2 separate regions of the Homo sapiens genome follow, and region 1 is linked to region 2. A link is a loop called in an ENCODE intact Hi-C map of the cell type or tissue named here. Cell type or tissue: Caco-2. All regions are shown on one strand. Each heading gives the region's core, and the rest is flanking DNA. Links, peaks and the distances in the headings are about the cores only.

Region 1 (5,000 bases), core at 1-5,000, 60 kb after region 2:
ACTCAGGAGGCTGAGGCAGGAGAATCGCTTGAACCCAAGAGATGGAGGTTGCAGTGAGCCAGGATGGCACCATTGCACTCCAGCCTGGGCGGCAGAGCAAGACTGCATCTCAAAAAAAATAAACAACAACAACAACAACAACATAAAAAACCCTCATAGAACTGTATTCAAAAAAGTCCATTTTATTGTATATGAATTGAAACAATAATAGCTGGGTGTGGTAGCCTGCAATCCCACCTACTCCAGAGGCTGATGGGGGAGGATTGCTTGAGCCCAGGAATTCGAGTCCAGCCTGGGCAACATAGTGAGACCTTATTTTCATTAACAACAAAAAAATTAAAAAGGTAATAAAACACTTTCACAAGGGAATTTTTAAAAATGTGTTCATGTACTCACCTACACCCCCTCCCTCACAGACTTTGTCAGATGATCCTCAAAGGGACATCAGAAAGTCCTTGTTGAATAAGTCTGTTTCTTATGATTAAATGATGCCAATAAATAATTTGTCGAATGATCTAATACATTTCCCCAGGGGGTGGAATGGTGGAGGAGAGGGCTAGTGAAAGGTCTGTTCTGTGAGTGTATTTCTTCCTTAATGTTTGGAAGACTTCACCAGTAAGGCCATTTGACCTGGAGTTTTCTTTGTGAGTTTCTAAATTATTGACTTAATTTTGTTGTTGTTGTTGTTGAGGTATAATATATAAATTGTGACTGTTGAGTGTTGAGGAAGGATTTGGAGAGGCATGGGAACACGAGGCTGCAGGGTCTGTATTTGGGAAGGAGACTGGCGATGAGGCGGCAGGGCTGGGAAGGCTTTGGCTGATAGGCTGTTGTCGTGGTTATGCCCCTTTGTGGAGTGACTGCTCTGGGCCCCACCCATAGCTGATGTGCTAGACCAGATGTGGTTTGAAACTCCCTGGGTAGTGGGAACCGATGAGAAGTGTTAAGTAGGACAGCAGGAATCACCTTTCTAAGTGCATGCGGCCGTTCAGAACAGTGGTTCTCAGATCCAGGTGTGCATCGGAGCCACTGCAGGGCTCGTTGAACCAGAGATTGCTGGATCCCACCCGGGGTTTATGGTTCCATAGGTCTGGGTGGGACTCAAGAAATTTGTGTTTCTAGCCAGTGCCCAGGCGATGCCGCTGCTGGTCCAGATTCCCCACTTGAGAACCACAGGGTTTGATCGTATTCATTAATTGGCCCCCTCCCCGAATCAAATGTTGGCTGCCCTGGGGCAGGGATTTTGTCAGTTTCATCCCCTCTGGTCCCCTGGGCCAGGCACAGACTAGGTGCTCAGGACCACTCTCTGCCAGGCCAGCTCTTGTACTTGATTGTCCAGGGTTTTTTAAATTGCAAAAGTAATATGTGCTTGTTTGGTTTTTTAAAACACAGTGCAGACATCTATGAAATAAAAGTAAAATTCCCTTTTCTGCTTCTCATCCTGTGCCTCTCAGCAGACTTCTTTGGTGCCTTGCATACATATAAACACACAGACAGGTGTTTTCTTTTTTAAGGGATGATGGAGCTGACTGTTAGAGGATGCTGGCTGGGGCTTGAGGAGGATGATTCTGCAGGGGCTAGTTGACATAACTGAATGGCGTTGGCTCCAAGGGGAACCAACCCATAGTGCATGCTGGTGGTTTAGACTAGTTTTTTTTTGTTGTTGTTGTTTTTGTTTTGTTTTTGAGATGGAGTCTCACTCTGTCGCCCAGGCTGGAGTGCAGTGGTGTGATCTTGGCTCACTGCAATCTCTGCCTCCTGGGTGATTCTCCTGCCTCAGCCTCCCGAGTACCTAGGATTACAGGCACCCACTGTCACGCCTAGCTAACTATTTTTTTCTTTCTTTTTTTTTTTTTTTTTTCTGAGACAGAGCCTCGCTCTGTTGCCCAGGCTGGAGTACAATGGTGCAATCTTGGCCCACTGCACCCTCTGCCTTCCAGCTTCAGGCAGTTCTTTGCCTCAGCCTCCCGAGTAGCTGGGATTACAGGCACCTACCACCATGCCCAGCTAATTTTTGTATTTTTAGTAGAGACGGGGTTTCACCATCTTGGCCAGGCTGGTCTTGAACTCCTGACCTCGTGTTCCACCCACCTCGGCCTCCCAAAGTGCTGGGATTACAGGCGTGAGCCACCACGCCCAGCCATAAGAATAGATCAGTTGGCCGGGCGCGGTGGCTCACGCCTGTAATCCCAGCACTTTGGGAGGCCGAGGCGGGCGGATCACGAGGTCAGGAGATCGAGACCATCCTGGCTAACACGGTGAAACCCCGTCTCTACTAAAAAAAAAAAAAAATACAAAAAATTAGCCGGGCGAGGTGGCGGGCGCCTGTAGTCCCAGCTACTCGGGAGGCTGAGGCAGGAGAATGGCGTGAACCCCAGGGGGCGGAGCCTGCAGTGAGCCGAGATTGCGCCACTGCACTCCAGCCTGGGCGACAGCGAGACTCCGTCTCAAAAAAAAAAAAAAAAAAAAAAGAATAGATCAGTTTTGGGGGACATGAGGTTGTTAGTTAGCTCTGGGTTTTCGTTTTTGTCTTCAACAGCATTTGAAGTGAGTGAGGGGGAATCCAGAGCGATGGTTCTAGTGTAGGTATTTGGATTAATTTCACGGTTCTGTGCTTGTGACTCAACGGCAGACCTGGCCGCTGCTTCACAAGGCACAGTGCCTGGCACACTGCAGACGCTCAGGAAGCGCTGTGTGCTTGGCGCTTTTCCAGGTCCGAGGTCCCGGTGGGTTTTGTGACAGGTAGCCTGGACGTGCTGTGTGCTTGGCGCTTTTCCAGGTCCGAGGTCCCGGTGGGTTTTGTGCCTGGTAGCCTGCCCTGCCACGGCATGTGGTGCGGAGCCGTGTCCCAGGCCCGAGAACCCGTCACTCAGGCTTTGCTTCCCAGACTTTGGGCTCACTCCTCCCTCCCTGTGACTGGGGAGGCCCGCCCTGCCGCCCCCGCCTTTCCGCCGGCCTGCTGGGTCCAGCTTGCCTTCATCTGGCAGACGCGAGGGGCGGGGCTCCGAGTGCACCCATGGAGTTTCCCCGGGACTGTGGCTCTGGCGTGCCAGGAATGCGGCACGGGGAGAGTCCGTGCTTCTGCAGCCGGCCCCTCGGAGCTGCGAGGTCACAGTAGACATGATGGCCATCTCCCCTGCGCTCCTGTTCATGGACAGGTTTGTGGCTGCTTTCTTGCCTTTCTTGCTGTTGGAACTGGAGACTTAACTGGAAGCAGAGTCTTTCCTGCGTGTAGCTTTGACAGCATGTGACCGTCGGCCTTGGTTGGGCTGAGGTGTTTCTGTGGGTCTCCCCCGGTGTGAAATGGAGGTGATCCTTTCTATCTAGGCAGCATCTCTGAGTGCCCGAGCTCCCTGGGCTGGTGTTTGTGCTTATGTGTATCTCATGCCCACTGCACTTCCTTGACTTGGATATTCTGTTTTTAAGGACTGTTTTTTTGAGACGGAGTCTGGTTCTGTCGCCCAGGCTGGAGTGCAGTGGCACGATCTTGGCTCACTGCAGCCTCCGCCTCCCAGGTTCACGCGATTCTCCTGCCTCAGCCTCCCAAGTAGCTGGGACTACAAACGTGTGCCACGACGCCTGGCTAATTTTTGTATTTTTCTTTAGCAGAGATGGGGTTTTGCCATGTTGGCCAGGTTGGTCTTGAAATCCTGGCCTTAAGTGATCCACCCGCCTTGGCCTCCCAAAGTGCTGGGATTACAGGCGTGAGCGGCCGTGCCCGGCCTGGATTAACTTTTTAGCATCAGTTGCTACTTGAGTAGCATTTTCTGAAAGAAGAGTGGCTCCAAGTATTTCCAGCTCTTGGGTACTTTGGATTGTGTGTGGAACTAGGAATTTTGAGCACAGTGATTGATCATGGTAATAGAACCTCACTTTCTTTCTTCGTGTTTCCTGTGGAGGAGGTAGGATTTTCTTACATAGGAGGTTTGCTCTGAAGGAGGCTGCATTGTTTTTCATGTCTCTGTGACAGTTCAGAGGGCTGGCCCTTTTCCCTTGCATTTTCAAAGGAGAGTCAGAGGCCCCTATGAATGTGTGTGGCAATGTCAGTTTTTGGGGGGTGGAGATCTGGAAAGTATACCTCGGAAGTGGGATTTAGAGGAAGCATTTAGGTTTTGCCTTCTCTACCTTTGGTGAATAACAGGATTGCTATGTCCCTTCAGGAGGAAGCGTCTTAGCCTCGCTGGGCCTCGGTGTCCTGTCCGTACGGTGGCGGCTGTAATACCTTTCTTGTAGGGTCATGGGAGGAGGATGTAAAACATAGGTAAAGTGCCTGGTGCAGCACTAGGCAGGCACCTGATAGTGCCCTGCACCAGGTAACTATGCTTCAGAAAGTGGTGGCAAAGATTCCCTCCTGGGCCTGGCACTCTCCATGGGAGCCGAGTGCTGCATTGCTCAGCTGGCTTCTGATTGCTTTGGAATCGGAAGTTGCCAGCAGTTTCTGTTAATGAGACAAAGGAGGGAAAGAGCAAGAAGCCCTGAGTAACTGCTGAAGTGCAAACAGGCGTTGAAGTGTATGGTATCTTGAGGGAGGGGACTTTGGGTTTATTTCTTAAGACTTGAGAGGCTTTGAGAAAGCCCTGATGAGTGTCCGTGGCTTGTGGAACCTGCTCCACCAGGTCAGGGAGGATTGCGTCCTGCCTCTCCAGCTGTCCTCTGCCTTCAGGGACAGGTAGCAGCCTCGGACACGTAAGTCCGAGTCGCAGCTCTGTGTTGTTTAGGTGGACGAGTCTGGGCCCATCTCCCCAGCCTCCTACCTTCCTCTTGGTTAAGTGCAATAATAATTCTCATGTAATCTTTATAAAAATTAATTGAAAAAAGCTTTCATTCAATAATCTGAGTGTTTTACTCAGTGCCAGGAACTGTCGTAGGCACTAGAGACAGAGCGGTAATTAGAAGAGGTGGTACCCACTTCCATGAGCTTGACATTCTGCTGAAGGAGACAGATCATAGCCCCCCGACTTGTACTTTGTTTTCATAATAAAGTTTTGTTCTTAGAGAAT
Region 2 (17,313 bases), core at 8,165-13,164:
CAACCTTGAGCACAGTTGATTTTGGACAGCTGCTGTTTATTAGGAAAGGGCTCCAGGTGGCAAAGGTGCACACTTCCTCAGACACAGGTGAGAAGATGCAGCACCTTCCACAGGTGAATGGGACGGATTCGAAGTGAGCAAAGGGATTCACAAATTATGTATTTATTTGTTTTCATAGTTAAGTAGCTGAAGCTCAGAGGCTTTCAGCAACAGAGATGAAAGTGTGGCTTTTTAGTTTTGTGAATGGATGATCACAAAGAAAAAGCATTTTTAAAAAGTTGGCAAACGCTGAAACGCACTGTGGTATGAAGCGCATTGCATTTCCATAGCACTGAAGTACCAGTTTCCATTCCTGGGCTGAGATTGTTTTTCCCGTGGTTGTATTGTTCTGATTTCACGTACACCAGAGTAACTGATTTTTTTTTGTTTGTTTTCTTGTGGAGTTAACACCAAATAAAAATTGTAAAAAACAGTTTGTTGTTTTTATTTCTCATAGCAAAGCTTCTTTTGTAAAGAACTCCAGCTTCCTTTTACTCATGAGCATCCGTGGAAGAGCAAGTGCCCAGGTTACATTTGTTCTAGATGGAGGTCATTTAGCTCTCATTGCAGACACTGCTGAAAACATTGTGCAGCTTTGCTAGGGAAGAAAGTGGTGTGGCCTGCTGAGAAATCAGCGGCTCCTCCCCATCTCACCCCCAGCACACGCAGGGACTACTACCTGAGTCTGCAAAACACATAGCATTTTTGTCCGTGGATGGTACACAAAGCTCAATCTTTTTGTTTTCTTCTGGGGAAAAAATTAAATCTTTATATGTTAATATGATTGATATTCATTGTGCAAAAAAAATCAGTGTGTTTTTAAAGAAGTATAAGGGAAAAGGAAAACTCATATGTCCTTCTGTCACTCTGAGACATACACTGGTAACATCTGTGCAAGCCCCTTTCCAGGATTCTGAATGTACAGTATATATGAATGCATACACAGAGAAATTTACATTCAAGAGTGTACTATACTTGTTCTTCTATAACATCAGAAATAGGTTTTTACTCAGATGTCTTCATGTCGGTAATTATAGAACTACATAATTATTTTTATAGCTGTATTATGTAGATTTAACAGGTTCCTCATTGATAAAACAATGTTTTTTTGGTTGTTTATTCAGTATCTGAATAACGTTTCTATGGACATCTGTAAACATGTATGAGGGGACTTTTAAAAGTTCATGGAAAATGGAATTAAAAGAAAAATAAAAAAATATAAACTTTATTTCTCAACATAAGTTCCATCAAGTTCAAGATACTACTATAAGACATAATACCAACCATTCAGTCTATCCCTAAAGAACTGAGGCTCCTGGAAATTTCACCTTGTCAGTGTAGTCTCTGCATTGTGAACTGAAGAGAAATGGGTGCCCTTTACAGCTTTTTAAGATTAGGAAACAAAAAGTCAGAAGAAGCCCAATCAGGACTGCAAAGTGGATGCCTGATGATTTCCCATCAAAACTCTTGGAAAATGGCTCTCGTTTGCTGAGAGGAATGAGCAGGAGGAGCACTGTCATGGTGGAAAAGGGCTCTGGTGAAACTTTCCTAGGCATTGTTCTGCCACAGCTTTGGCTAACTTTCTCAAAACACTCGTCATAAGCAGATGTTAACATTCTTTGGGCATCTGGAAAGTCAGCACATACACAGTGCTTTGAGCATCCCAGAAAATGGTTGCCTGGCCTCTGCTTTTGACCAGTCTGCATTTGCTATGAGGAGACCCCTCCCACCTCTCGGTAGCCAGTGCTGTGATCACAATCACATTGTCTTCAGGATTGTGCTGGTAAAGCCATGTTCCATCTCCTGTTACAGTTCTCAGAGGAAATGCTTTAGGATGTTGATTCCTCTTGTTGAAAGTTTCCCCTGAAAGCTCTGCTGCTGTCTCCAGCTGATCTGAGTGCAGTGGTTTGGTAGCCATTGAGTGGCAAGTTTGCTCAACGTTAATTTTTCAGTCAGATCGTGTAAGCTGAACCATCTGAGGTGTCTGTGGTGTTGGGTGTTGTTTCTGCTGTTAATCATTGGTCCTCTTTGATTCAGGCATGAATAAGATTAATTTTTTCCTCACAAATTGATGAGGAGGTCTTCACCATTGTCTCATCCCTTCTTAAAACAAGTTACCCATTGGCAAACCTCTGATTTTGGCTGGGGGCGGGGCATTGTCCCCATAAGCTTTTTTGTAAAAAAATCATTGATTTTGGGCCAGGTGTGGTGGCTCACGCTTGTATTCCTAGCACTTTGGGAGGCTGAGGTGGGTGGATCACGAGGTCAGGAGATCGAGACCATCCTGGCCAACATGGTGAAACCCTGTCTTTATTAAAAATACAAAAAAATTAGCCAGGCGTGGTGGCATGTGCCTGTAGTCCCAGCTACTCAGGAGGCTGAGGCAAGAGAATTGCTTGAACCTGAGAGGCGGAAGCTGCAGTGAGCCGAGATCACGCCACTGCACTCCAGCCTGGGCAACAGAGCGAGACTCTGTCTCAGGAAAAAAAAAAAAAAAAATCACTGATCTCACCATTCTTCCACCCAAGCATCACCATAAATTTGATGTCCTTGCTTCCATTTTTAGCAGAATTCATGTTGCTCTGATAGGTGCTCTTTTCAAACAGTCATACCCTTCTTAGTGCCTCAAAGTAGATCTTAAGACATGTTATAACAAGTTAGTACAAGTTTATTTTGGTGCAAAAAATTTTTGAAATCTGTGCATAGCTCCTTTTTGGAGACAGTCTCACTGTGTCACCTAGGCTGGAGTGCAGTGGCATGATCACTGTCATCTCAAACTCCTGGGCCTAGTGATCCTCCTGCCTCAGCCTCCCTAATAGCTGGGACTATAAGCACACCTCACCATGCCCAGCTCATTTTTTAATTTTTTGTAGGAACAGGGTTGCCCAGGCTGGTCTCAATTACTTGGCCTCAATCCATCCTCCTCACCTCAGCCTCCCAAAGTGCTGGGATTACAGGCCTGAGCCATTGCACCTGGCAATAGCACAGGCCCTAAAGGATGTAGTTGGCCCACCCCCCAACACCATTTTTAAAGTCCTTACCCCACCGATTTGCAGGAGTGCAGTGATGTCATCTCGGTTCACTGCAGCCTCCACCTCCCGGAGCTCAGGCAGTCCTCCCCTCTCGGGCCAGGAATTCTGACACCACAGCTAAGTATTTTTAGAACAGCCCGGGGTGGAGTGTAAAGGCTTCTGCCTTTTTCACTGAAAGTGCTCTGGCCACTGCCCTGTGTGCCTGCTGCTGCTGCCACTACAGATGCCACTCTGGCCATGAGTGGCTGTGGCAGTGCCCAGGAGGCCTGCATCTACCAGCAGTCCAGGAACAGAAAGGAAGCCCCTGCCCCTGGTTCCTCTTGAAAGCAGCCAGTCGGATGGCGTCACAAGCTGGCCACTGTTGTGAACGCAGAGATTAGGAAATGAGCTGTCGTTTCAGAGCCCGCTGCTAGCCTTGTGCCACTGGTGTGGTTAATTAATAGCATGTTCAGGGACGGTTGCCTCAATTATCAAGCTGGTAATGATGCTGCCACCTAACGTTTGGTTGGCGTTGCTATTGTCTGTGCTAGTCATAGTCAACAGCTGACACTGAGGGCTTACTGGCTGCCACGCATTCTAAGCGCTCTTGAGTGTTAACTAGCAACCCTATGAGGGAGCTACAGCTGCTCTGTTTTACAGATGAGTAAACTGAGGCACAATGGGGCATTAGGCACTTGCAGTCTCACACTTGGTGGATGCTGGAGCCCGAATTCACCTTGGGCACTGACTGCAGAGTCCATTTAACACTGAAACCTCCATCTCACAAAATCCCACTCATTAAGTTACGTATTGTCTCTGGGCACGGTGGCTCATGCCTGTTAACCCAGCACTTTGGGAGGCCAAGGTGGGCGGATCACCTGAGGTCAGGAGTTCCGAGACCAACCTGGCCAACATGGTGAAACCCCGTCTCTACTAAAACTACAAAAATTAGCCAGGCATAATGACAGGCGCCTGTAATCCCAGCTACTCCGGAGGCTGAGGCAGGAGAATCACTTGAACCCGGGAGGCAGAGGTTGTGGTGATCTGAGATCGCGCCACTGCACTCCAGCCTGGGTGACAGCAAGACTCCGTCTCAAAAAAAAAAGTTATGTATTGTCTGCGTACTTGCAGGGAGTCCTGCTGTGTCAGCCCCGGCTGTGTGTCCTTGGGCGAGTTACTCAGTCTCACACGTTGGTATCTTTAGATGTAAATGGAGATCATAACTGGACCTCTCTCCTAAGGGTTGGTTATAAACATAAAATAGTCCATCTGCATAAATACTAGAGTGCAAACTAAAAAGTACCTGAGACAGACCTCAATTAATTTAGAAGTGTATTTTGCCAAGACTCAGGACACACCTGAGAGAGAGAGGTCTGTGCCTTTCTCCAAAGATGATTTTGAGAGCTTCTGTATTTAAAGGGGAAAAGTGGGCTGGAGGGGGAAGGGGGAGGGTGTGGTCACACGACTGAATCCACAGGTTGCGAGAGAAAAGGAGCAGGTAGGGGAGTAGTCAATTAGGTATTTGACTTGTACGCACTAAATCCTCACTTTACGTAAGATACAGTGAACACAGAGTAGCTACCTGTGGAGATAGCTGGCCTTTTTGTTTTGTTTTGTTTTTTGGACAGGATCTCACGCTTACCCAGGATGGAGTGCAGTGGCGTGATCTCGATCTTGGCTCACTGCAGCCTCAGCCTCCCGAGTAGCTGGAACCACAGGTGTGCGCCACCACACCCAGCTAATTTTTGTATTTTTTGTAGACAGAGGTTTCACCATGCTGCCCAGGCTGGCCGTGAATTCTTGGGCTCAAGCAATGCTTCCACCTCGGCCTTTCAAAGTGCTGGGATTACAGTCGTGAAGCCACCGTGCCTGGCCTGTCTGGCCCTTTCGCTGTAGCTATCTGCTTAAGAACATAAGGAAACGCAGCTTCTTGCATGAGTCTATTCTCATCTTAAGTATTTCCTTTTAGCACAGTGAATTACGGTCCCACGTTTTTATTTTCCTTTCACACTGGACTCAAAAAAAGCAAAAACGGAAATGCAAAAGAGAAGTTGCAGCACTGAGTCCAGTAACTAAGGAGACAGTTGCCTCTTTGCAGGCGGTCTCTCACTCCCTGCCCTCCCCCCTGTGCTAGCAGAGCCCTTTAAGGGCCCTTGTTGGATCTGCAGCTCCAGGCCTGCCTAGTCAGCGGGGGTCAGCAGGGGTCAGCCCCACAGAGGCCATTCATCCTTGAGTGCTGACCACAGTGCTGTCACCATGATCTCGCCCTGAAGGGAGGTCACGCTATCCCTTCGACACAGGAGACCAACTCCTTTGGCTGTCCTTGGCTCCCAGTGGTGGCTGAACCAGAGGGCAGGGGCCAGGGCAGCAGCAGAGCCAAGTGTGCCCACTGGGGCCGAGGGCTCTGGCCACCACGTCCGTTGGGGAGGATGGTGGGGAGGGCCCTGGCCTTGCAGCGAGGGGGCAGGCACACGGTCTCCCACTTCCTATCACAGTCCAGGGGTGGGGAGGACCCCACCCTCTGGCCCTGTCACAGGTGGGGACAGTGACCCTCCCCTTCCAGGTGAGGCTACATTTTGAGGCTGAGGAGCACACGAAATGCTGGTCCTCAGCAGCGCTAAGGCCAGGAGCCCCTGATGTGTGAGTTTGTGTGGGGATGTTGCCCCTGAGGAGGGGTGATAGGAAGAGCCCCCTCCTCGTGAGCTGTGACCCTGAGCCAGTGGCTCTCTCAACTGTGAGATGGGGACCCTTCTCCCTCCCAGGGCTAGGGGAGGAGAACTGGCAGGCAAAGTGTCCGCTCATTTCCCTGAATAGAATACAGGCTCCCTCCTGAGGGTTTCTTGCCGTCCCCACGTGGTCCCTCCCAGCCCTCACAGTGGGCACCAGCAGTGCTGTCCCTCCTGCCCGGGGCCCTAGAGGGAGGAGGAAGACGTGAGTCCTGGGACTGGGCAGGGAGACAGGTCAGTCCCCGCTCCACGAGTTCCTGGAGCCCTCGGGTCTACCCTGCTCTGACCGAGCTGCTATGGGTAGAGCAGATCTACCTACGGCCCATCATCTCTGCGTCTTTCCCAGCAGTCTCAGGGTGTCTGTCACCGAGGCTGAGAACCCAAAGTTCTGGCCCAGGAGCACCCGGCAGAGGTGTGAGCCGGGGTCTGCCGATGGCTCATCTGATTCCCAAGTGCAGTGCTGCTTTCCCACTACCGTGGCCTCCACAAACCAGCGCTGTGCCCCCGCTACCGCCGCCACTCCCAGGGGGCCAAGTCCCACACCTTCAGACCCTCAAGACGGGAGCCGGAAGCCACCGCGGAACTAAAGTCTGGGAACCCCCCTTGGGGCGCTCAGGATTCACCCGCGCATGTGGCTGGGCACAGGCCTGTCCTCCAGGAGACTGCAGGCTGGGGACCCAAGGGTGACACCACAGGCTGCCCGCGCTTTGTGCGCAAAGCCAGGAGCGCTCTTCAGTGAAGTGGAGGCGGCACTGCGAGAACCCCGGACTGGGCGCTGCGACCGCAGACTCAAGGTCGCGGCGCCTCAGGGATCACTGGGGGCTTGAGTGAGCCCTGACCCTCTCCTGGGCCTTCCTATGCAGCGAGGGGCCGGACCCTGTGGTGCCTGAGGGCATTGTTTGTGGCTCTACTCTAGATCCGATTCCTGGTGATCACATATGTCAAACGTAACCACTTCGACCTCCCACAAACTGCCAGCTGCGAGCCCCTGATAACAGAAGTGGCCGCACTCGCCGGAGCTCCCTCCCTGGCCTGCCTGGCACACGCTGGTGGCTTTCCCCGGGCTCTCTGCTCAGGCCTTACCACCACCCTAGACTGAGGGACGGGGGAATTGCTCAGACAGACTAGGGACTCTGCGAGGGTGACAAAACGAACTTGCAGGTCCTGGCTGTTAGCTAGAGCATTGCACTGCATTCCTGCGGGTGGTCGCTGCCCCCATGCCCTCACTGATCTTAGTGCCACACCCCTCGCCTGGAGGTCCTGCTGCAGCCCTTGCTGCCCCATAAGACCTTACCAGGGATACGGGGTGAGCCCGGCCCCTCTCTGCCATGACGCACGGGTGTTCTGCAGACACCTCGAGGGAGCCTTTGCTGCTCACTTCCCTGCCTCTCCTTCCCCAGCCCCACCACCCACCTGCCGCTGCCTCTTCCCAAGCTGGGGAGGAAGTGGAGAACCTGGGCCTCTGAGTGACTGACTTCCTCCTACAGAACTCAATTCCTCCACCTGCAGACGGTTTCCCGCCTCTTCCCAGGGTTGGTGGCATCACCCACTGGAGCAGGAGGCCTCGTTTTCCTACTGACCTGTGCCCTGACCTTCCAGAGTCAACACAGTGGGAATGGAGACAGCTTGGGGTTGTTTGTGATATGGTTTGACTCTGTGTCCCCACCCAAATCTCATGTTGAATTGTGATCCCCAGCGTTGGATGTGGGGCCGGTGGGAGGTGATTGGGCCTTGGGGGTGGTCTCTAATGGTTTAGCACCATCCAGCACCCTAGTGCTGTTTTGTGATAGAGTTCTCAGGAGATCTGGTTGTTTGAAAGTGTGTAGCACCTCCCCCTTCACTGTCTCTCCTGCTGGCCATGTGAAGATGTACCTGCTTCCCCTTCACCTTCTGCCATGACTGTAAGTTTCCTGAGGCCTTCCCAGCCATGCTTCCCGTACAGCCTGCAGAACTGTGAGTCAATTAAGCCTCTTTTTTTTTTCATAAATTACCCAGTCTCAGTTATATCTTTATAGCAGTGTGAAATGGACTAATACAGGGTGTCTTCATGTTGGCATTAACCTGCTAATTAGGAAGAAAAAGAAGTCTCTGGGTCTTGGTCTCCCCAACTGCAAAATTTGTGGATGGGCCACTGCCATTTCAGAGAGGCCTCCCTCAGCAAGGACAGAGTGAAAGTTTGTGGGGTGGTTTCTGGGCTGGGGCACTGGGCCTGTCAACTGGTGGCATCCAGCGTTTATGGAACAAATGATGCTGGTACCCAGGGATGCCCTGGGACTCCTCCCACCTGGGGTGAAAGTCATTCAAACAATGAGGGGATGCCCCCCAAATTCAACAGAGTGCCACCCTGTATTAGGCCATTCTCACACTGCTACAAAAAAAATACCTGAGACTGGGTAATTTATAAAGAAAAAAAGGCTTAACTGGCTCATAGTTCCACAGGCTCTACAGGAAGCATGATGCCGGCATCTGCTCGGCTTTTGGGGAGGCCTCAGGAAGCTTCCAATCATGGCAGAAGGGGAAGGGGAAGCAGGCATGTCTTTTTTTTCGAGACAGAGTTTCGCTCTTGTCACCCAGGCTGGAGTACAGTGGCATGATCTCAGCTCACCGCAACCTCCGCCTCCTGGGTTCAAGCGATTCTTCTGCCTCAGCCTCCTGAGTAGCCGGAATTGCAGGCATGTGCCACCACGCCTGGCTAATTTTTGTATTTTTAGTAGAGATGGGGTTTCTCCATATTGGTCAGGCTGGTCTCAAACTCCCGACCTCAGGTGACCCGCCTGCCTCGGCCTCCCAAAGTGCTAGGATTACAGGCATGAGCCACCGTGCCCAGCCTAAAGCAGGCATGTCTTACGTGGCCGGAGCAGGAGGAAGTGGGGGCAGGGGATGTGCCACACACTTTTCAACAACCGGCTGGCACTAGAACTCACTATTGCAGAGATGGCACCAAGCCACGAGGGATCCACCTCCATGACCCAAACGCCTCCCATCAGGCCCCACCTGCAAGATTGGGGATTACAATTCAACAAGAGATTTGGGCAGGAACAAAATGTCCAAACTCTATCATAGTCCAAGGGTTGTGTTACTAAGGTTTACTTTCAGCTTGTTGACTAGGCAGCAAGGAGTTCCATGGCCCAGTTTGAAAGTATTTAGAAGAATGAGGTAGTCACCGTAGCCCCTCTCCAGGGTTAGGCCCCAAGCTGTTACATACAGGGTTTGGAAACTTTTATTCAATAACATATATCAAGGACCTACTACGTACTAGGCCCTAACCCTGATGCTGGTAATACATTTTATTTTTCTGAATCAGTCACCCTCCCTCAGCTCTAGTTCTCTGGCAATGATAGCATCACAACTTCCTCTTTAACCTCTCCTAGATAAACTCCAGAGGGCCTCCCCAGCCTGCCTGCTGCACCCTCTTTCTCCACTTTTCAGGAGTTTGAGGGATTTGGGCTGAAGCCCCACTCTCTGCATGAGAAGATGTGTCATTATCTTGCCCCCAAATTCCCCAGCCTGGTGGCCCCCCAGGAGCCTCATGAAGTCAGCAGGCCGCTCCCGGCTCTGTCCTGACCAGCAGCGTGGGGCAGGGTGGGCAAGGAGGGAGGCACAGTCAGGGTTTATACACTCAGGGTGCAGCCCTTCCTGCAGAATAAGTGACGCGTTTCATCTGGAGGAGACACAGAAGGGTCCGTTTCCACCCCATGACTCTGCAGATGCGCCACTGACAGTGTGTGGTTTCCTTCTTGGCAGCGTCCAGCTCTCCGGCAAGTGGCTGCAGATCAAAGAAAGCAGCGGAAACCTCTAGGGGACACAGCCTCCCAGGGACTGTGAAGCTGAACAGGGCGTGGCGGGAGGAGCCCTGGCTGACAGAAATGCACCCCCTCCCCTTTTCCAGGGTCAAGCCCCACTCCCAGCCCTGTGGGAGGAGGGAGCAGGAAGAACCCAGTGTGTGGCGCCAGAGTGCCTGGCTCGAAATTAATCCTGGTTCCCACTGTGTGGCCTTCGGCAGGTCATTCGCCCTCTGCAAGCCACCCTTTTCTCCTCTGTAAAACTGGAGTTTTAGCACCCGGGACTGAGGGGCCTGGCACACATGGGTGCTCCACAGGTGCCAGTTTCTTCCTCGGTGCCCCCTAAAATCAGCTGCTCAAGCCATACCAGAAGTATGGTCTATCAGAATGTGAACTTCAGTGTCACAGCTGGGTTTGGCTGGGATGGGTATGGCGATGTGGGAAGAAACGAGAATAGAGGGATGGCTGGGGCACCTTGAATGCTTCCTGGCGGCATCTGGATTTCACCCTGGAGGCAGCAGGGGGCACAAAAACGTTGTAAGCAGGGGCACCATTTGTGTCCTGGGCAAGCAGTGGTCTCCGAGGTGAGGGATTTCAGAATCTGCTGGTGCATTCTGGGTACCACGGCTCACACCTGTAATCCCAGCACTTTGGGAGGCTGAGGCAGGAAGATCGCTTGAGCCCGCAAGTTGGAGAGCAGCCTGGGCAACATGGCAAAATCCCATCTCTACAAAAAATACAAAAAAATTTAGCTGAGCACGGTGGCACATGCCTGTAGTCCCAGCTACTTGGGAGGCTGAGGTACGAGGATCACCTGAGCCCAGAAAGTCAAGGCTGCAGTGAGCCGTGACAGACTCTGCACCCCAGCCTGGGGGACAGAGTGAGACCCTGTCTCTAAATAAATAAAAACAAAAAAACAAATCATGATAAAAAAAAAATACTGCCTGTTGAACAGGTCTGGGAAAAAAAATCCACTGATGCATAGCAGAGAATCTGCTAGAAATTCTGTAGCTTTTCAAAGAAGATCACCATGGTATTTTCTTCCTTCTCACAGTTGGATGAGCTCACTGTACAAATGTGAATGGAGCACTGGGCTGCTGACTGGGCATGGGTTTGGCCTGGTGCAGGGATGGCTGAGCTGGGGTCCTGTGCAGGCCACTGCCCTCCTCTGCCCTGAGTGTCCTTGTCTGGAGAAAATGGAGATCACCCACCCCAGCTCCAGCGTGGCAGTGAGTTTGGTTACTCATTCATGGAAGGGAAGGCCCTTTGTAACTGTACACGAGGAATTAGCAAAGTCATCGTTGCAATACACTGAAAAAAAAACCAGGTCTCACCACTGTGCAACCCTAACATAAACCACGTGCGGTATGTGGCCTTTGGACCCAGATTTAACAAACTGTAAAAAGACACTGTTAGAGAAACACTGGGCTAGCGGGAGATACTGAGGAATTGTCAGTGTTATTAGATATGCTGGCAGTATTATGACTACACTTCCAAAAAAGTCTTTCTTCTAGAGACATGTACAGAAGAAGCTGAAGTATCTTCATGTGAACTGACGTATCTGAGATATACTCTAAAGGAATCCAGGGAAATTTACAATAGGAAGAATATGGGGAGGAGGTGAGAAGAGCAGAATATTGATCACTGTTAGGGTAGGCCTCAGGGGTTCATTATACTGTTCTCTCTACTATGTATGTATTTGACATTTTCCATAATAAAACTTGTTTGAAAATATTTTTTTAAATGGCTTTCGAAGTCTAAGGCTGGAAGATCTCTTGAGGCTAGGAATTCGAGACCAGCCTGGGCAACATAGTGAGACTCCTATCTCTACAAAAGAAAACATTAGGCAGACATGGTGGCTCAGAAGGCTGAGGCAGGAAGATCGCTTGAGCCCAGGAGTTCAAGGCTTCAGTGAGCTATGATTGCACCACTGGACTCCAGTCTGGGTGACAGAGCAAGACCTTGTCTTAAAAAAAAAAAGAAAAAAGATTTTTAAAATGTTAGAGATGGAAATAGGTTTTCTGGCCAGCAATGGGGCATAATTCTAGAGACCCCAGGTAGAATCAGCAGGAAAAGTTGCAGCAGATGCTTGGATCTCATTCTCACCCCTCACAGCCTGGTGGCCGTCTAGGGGAGGGAGGAGGAGACAGGGACGTTGCTGGTACCCACTGCCTGGGAACCCCTGGTGAGTTCTCCAGGATCCCACAGCAATCCCCAGGCTGCGGGGTGCTGAGCACGCAAGGCAACCCCTCTCCCAGAGGCAGATGGACCGGGGAGGGTTCTCCATCAGTGCTTCCCAATAAAAGGCCTCCCGCTTCAGAGGGAGTGTAAACTCAGCATCCACGCCCCTCCCAGGGTTGCCGGACACCTTGCTGAACTTAACTTACCAGCTGGGCAGGTGTGGTAGAGGCACCTCTCCCACCGTTTCAGAGCTTGGGCCTCCCACCAGCCCCTGAGCTCCTGCGGAGAAGCAGCTGAGGGCTCCACGGATCTGCACGGGCCTCCTCTTGCCACCAGAGTCTCACTTCCCTGCGCCATCCTGTATCCGTTGGGGTGCAGCTTAGCACCTTTATGGATGACTTCCTCCTTGCCTGTCAAATTTGAAAATAAATGCCCGCCATCCATTTCTGATTGAGCCCCAACCTCAGTTAGCAATACCAGATCGTCTCATTAAAAAAAGAATTGGCTGGGTGTGGTGGCTCACGCCTGTAATCCCACCACTTTGGGACGCCGGGGCAGGCGGATTACTTAAGGTCAGGAGTACGAGACCAGCCTGGCCAACATGGTGAAATCCCATCTCCACTAAAAATACAAAAATTAGCTTGGCGTGGCGTACGCCTGTAGTCCCAGCTATGCGGGAGGCGAGGCAGGCGAATCACTTGCACCTAGAAGGCAGAGGTTGCACTGAGCCGAGATTGTACCATTGCACTCCAGCCTGGGCAACAGAGCAAGACTCTTAAAAAAAAGAAAAAAAAAGATAAAGAAAGGAAAAAGAAAAGAAAGGCCAGGCGCAGTGGCACATGCCTGTAATCTCAGCACTTTGGGAAGCCAAGACTGGCAGATCATCTGAGGTCAGGAGTTTGAGACCAGCCTGGCCAACATGGTGAAACCCCATCTCTACTAAAAATACAATAAAATTAGCTGGGCATGGTGGCGGGCGCCTGTAATCCCAGCTACTCGGGAGGCTGTGGCAGGAGAATCGTTTGAACCAGGGAGGTGGAGGTTGCAGTGAACCAAGACCGCGACATTGCACTCCAGCCTGGGCAACAAGAGCAAGACTCCATCTCAAAAAAAAAAGAATCATGAGGTTTCCCTTGAAGGCTTTTCCTTGCTGTGGTATTCAAGAACATTCCAGGAGGCAGACACTCTCCTTCCTCTAAAGATGCCTCATTGAGAAGCTAGACAGTTACTTGCTTGGTACAGCGGACAACCCTGCTGCAGGCTGAGCCCCCACTGCTGCCACTCACAGGAGCTCTGGGCATTTGGAAACTGGAATTCCCGAGTTTTCAAGGCGCTCAGCCGTTCTCTGCCCTGCAGTCAGGATGATCTTTGCAAAATGCAAATCTGATCTCATCCCCTCACATCTACCTCCATCTCAGCTCCAAGCAGATAGCTCCTCCTTTATTGCTCCCTGCTGCTATGGCCTAAATGTCTAATCCACTCCCCGCCGCCGCCACCAAATTTATATGTTGAAATCCTAACCCTCACTGTGCTAGTGTTAGGAGGTTGGGCTTTGGGGTGGTGATGAGGTCATGAGGGTGGAGCCCTCATAGACGGGATTAGTGTCCTTATAAAAGAGACTCCAGATGGGCCCCTCACCCTGTCCACCGTGTGAGGACACAATTGAGAAGGCACCATCTAGGAACCAGGAAGTGAGTCCTCACCAGACACCCAATCTGCTGCTACTTTGATCTTGGACTTCCAGGCTCCAGAACAGTGAGAAATAAATTGTGGTTGTTGATAAGCTCTCCAGTGCACAGTATTGTGTCATGGTAGCCCGCATGGACTAGGACACACCAGCACCACAGGGCACCCTGTTTTTGCTGCCAAGGGTGTCTTTTCTTTTCAATCCCCCTGACTAACGCCAACCAGCCTTCAGGTATCAGCTTCCCTTATGGTGCCAATATAGTATAGTCTGCTGTCACACTGCTAATAGAGACATACCTGAGGCTGGGTAATTTATAAAGGAAAGAGGTTTAATTGACTCATAGTTCAGCATGGCTTGGGAGGCCTCAGGAAACTTACAATCATGGCAGAAGGGGAAGCAAACACATCCTTCTTCACATGGCAGCAGCAAGGAGAAGTAGAACAAACAAAAGGGAGAAAGCCCCTTATAAAACCATCAGATCTCATGAGAACTCACTATCATGAGGACAGCATGAGGGTAACCACCCCCATGACTCTATTACCTCCCACCGGGTCCCTCCCATGACACATGGGGATTATGGGAGCTACAATTCAAGATGAGACTTGGGTGGAGACACAGCCAACCAATCATCTCCTGTGCCCCCAGTGTATTTTTTTTGTTTTTTTGTTTTTTTGAGACGGAGTCTCGCTCTGTTGCCCAGGCTGGAGTGCAGTGGCGCAATCTCGGCTCACTGCAAGCTCCACCTCCTGGGTTCACGCCATTCTCCTGCCTCAGCCTCCTGCGTAGCTGGGACTACAGGCGCCTGCCACCACACCCGGCAATTTTTTGTATTTTTAGTAGAGACGGGGTTTCACTGTGTTAGCCAGGATGGTCTCGATCTCCTGACCTCGTGATCCGCCCATCTCGGCCTCCCAACATTCTGGGATTACCGGCATGAGCCACCGTACCCAGCCCCCAGTGTATGTTTTTATAACATTTGCCACAGTTGCAGTATCTTTCTGATTCATGTGAATATTTGATCAGCATCTCCCTTTCCCGCTAAGACCACAGATTTCCACAAGGGTGGGACTCCACCTGCATTTTTTTGTGTTTTTTTTTTTTTTGAGACGAAGTCTCACTCTGTCACGTAGGCTGCAATGTGGTGGCGTGATCTCAGCTCACAGCAGCCTCCACCTCCCGGGTTCAAGCAATTCTCTGCTTCAGCCTCCTGAGTAGCTAGGATTACAGGTGCCCTCCACCTGCATTTGCTCTCCTTGTGCCTGGCTCTGAGAACTTGTGAATGGGTGAACATGTTCTCCCTGCAAACCTGGTATTCTGTTCTCCTGAACTACCTTGTTTTAATGAAATTGTTTGATTGTAAAGGATATAATAAGATGATAGAAAATTTCAAAATTAATAAAAAGTGTAAAGTACACATGCTAAAAACTCTACTACAGGCTGTTTTCTGTGGACATTTTTCACAATTGACAGCATTCCTTAGGTCTAATTTTACATCTTACTCTGTGAGCGAGAAGGTCACAGAGTTAAACAACTCATGCCATTCATGCCATTAAGATATTCTAAAATCTTGGCCGGGTGCAGTGGCTCACGCCTATAATCCTAGCACTTTGGGAGGCCGAGGCGGGTGGATCACCTGAGGTCAGGAGTTTGAGACCAGCCTGCCCAACATGGAGAAACTCCACCTCTACTAAAAATACAGAAATTGGCTAGGTGTGGTGGCACACACCTGTAATCCCAGCTATTTGGGAGGCTGAGGCAAGAGAATTGCTTGAACCTGGAAGGCAGAGGTTGCAGTGAACTGAGATAGAGCCACTGCAGTCCAGCCTGGGCAACAGAGTGAGACTCCCTCTCAAACAAATTAAAAAATTAGGCTGGGCATGGTGGCTCACACCTATAATCCCAGCACTTTGGGAGGCCAAGGTGGGTGGATCACCCGAGGTCAGGAGTTCAAGACCAGCCTGCCCAACATGGTGAAACCCCATCTATACTAAAAATACAAAAAATTAGCTGGGTGTGGTGGCGGACGCCTGTAATCCCAGCTACTCAGGAGGCCGAGGCAGGAGAATCACTTGAACCCGGGAGGCAGAGGTTGCAATGAGCCAAGATCGTGCCACTGCACTCCAGCCTGGGTGACAGAGCTAGACTCCATCTCAAAAAAAAAAAAAAAAAATTGAAAAATTAAAATAGGCCAGGCATGGTGGCTCACGCCTGTAATCTCAGCACTTTGGGAGGCTGAGGAAGGTGGATCACGAGGTCAGGAGATCGAGACCATCCTGGCTAACACGGTGAAACCCCGTCTCTACTAAAAATACAAAAAATTAGCCGGGTGTTGTGGCGGGCGCCTGTAGTCCCAGCTACTCGGGAGGCTGAGTCAGGAGAATGGCGTGAACCCAGGAGGCGGAGCTTGCAGTGAGCTGAGATCGCACCACTGCACTCCGGCCTGGGCAACAGAAAGAGACTCTGTCTCCAAAAAAAAAAAAAAAAAATTAAAATTAGTAAAAAATAAAATCTCTCACCTAAAGGATGCTTCACATCATGAGGCAGGGCTGACACTTGGCCACACCTTTACTGGACATTCCAGCTGTTTCCCACTGAAACTCAATAACCACAATCATTTATGCATAAACAAATGCTTTGCAAACCGTCTCAGCCAGATGAGGCGGCTTCCTGGAAGAAACAGGCACATTCGAGAACCTTTACTGTTTGCTACAGCACAGAACAGGCTGTAGGAGAGGTTCCCAGTGGGTCCTGGGTGGGAGACAATAAAGGTGGGTTCTTGGCCTTGGTCTTCCTTCACTCTGTAACTTTTTCTTCCCTGGGCCTCAGTTTCTCCATCTGGAAAATGAGGAGTTGGCCGTGTGATAGATGTAAATTAATAAACCTACACTCTACTCATCATCACAAAGCAGCCACTACCTGTCCTGGTTGGCTACTAACACTCCAAATTATTCTGTCTCATATAACTTCCACTTAGTCTGTGAGCATTCTTTTTTTTTTTTTTTTTTTGAGACAGGATCTGGCTCTGTCGCCCAGGCTGGAGTGCAGTGGCACAATCACAGCTCACTGCAGCCTTGAACTCTGGGGCTCACACAGTCCTCCCACCTCAGCCTCACTAGTAGCTGAGACAACAGGCATGTGCCACCATGCCTGGTTACTGGTTAATTTTTTTTTTTTTTTTTAGAGATGGGGTCTCCCTTTGTTGTCCAGGCTGGTCTCAAACTCCTGAGCTAAAGCCATTTTCCCATCTCAGCCTCCCAGAGTGCTGGGATTACAGGCGTGAGCCACCGTGCCTGGCCTAGGGAATGTTTTTTAAGCTCCTTTTCAGAGGTGAGAAAACTGAAGCTCAGAGACGTTGCTTGCACCACTTGTAAGCCACAGATCAGGAAGCTCTAAAGCTCCAACTCATAACATTTAGAAAAGAATGACTGAAAGGAAATGTACCCATATTTCAGTGGTTACCTCTAGAAAGCAGTATTACAAGTACAACGTATTTTCTTCTTTGAACACATCTGAATTTTCCATTTTTGTTGTTGTTTTTGAGACGGGGTCTTGCTCTGTTGCTCAGGCCGGAGTGCAGTGGTGTGATCTCGGCTCACTGCAACCTCTGCGTCCTGGGGCTCAAGTGATCCTCCCACCTCAGCCTCCCAAGTAGCTGGGACTACAGGCGCGCAACACCATACCCGGCTAATTTTTTGTATTTTGGGGAGCTGAGGTGAGGGGTTTAGCCGTCCATTAAAAAAATGCTGTGGGCCAGGCATGATGATTCAGACCTGTAATTCCAGCACTTTGAGAGACAGAGGTAGGAGGACTGCTTGAGCCTAGCAGTTTGAGACCAGCTTGGGCAACATAGTGAGATCCTGTCTCTAAAAAAAACCAAAAATGTAGCT

The links. Hi-C counts contacts between places; a loop is a spot of excess contacts. Peaks named below come from ENCODE experiments on the same cell type or tissue, not always from the same donor. Only the 100,000 strongest peaks of a DNase experiment are listed, where the experiment ranks them.
Region 1: it touches region 2 in a loop (2.8-fold over the local background); 12 of 110 quality-filtered maps call a loop at or near these places.

Annotation. Positions count from the first base shown.
Region 1 is chr4:6,951,181-6,956,180 of GRCh38, forward strand. The region is part of intron 2 of TBC1D14 (TBC1 domain family member 14); the gene reads left to right. Among named protein-coding and RNA genes, the nearest start is that of TBC1D14, 44 kb to the left of the region's middle. In Caco-2, for the core only: no CTCF peak of the experiment used is centred there; DNase peaks (open chromatin) are centred at 2,981 and 4,611; H3K4me3 peaks cover 514 bases.
Region 2 is chr4:6,882,898-6,900,210 of GRCh38, forward strand. KIAA0232 reads left to right here. Exons shown (of 10, transcript NM_014743.3): 10 at 1-1,267. Among named protein-coding and RNA genes, the nearest start is that of TBC1D14, 18 kb to the right of the region's middle. RefSeq lists an enhancer at 9,721-10,277. In Caco-2, for the core only: no CTCF peak of the experiment used is centred there; DNase peaks (open chromatin) are centred at 9,654 and 10,834.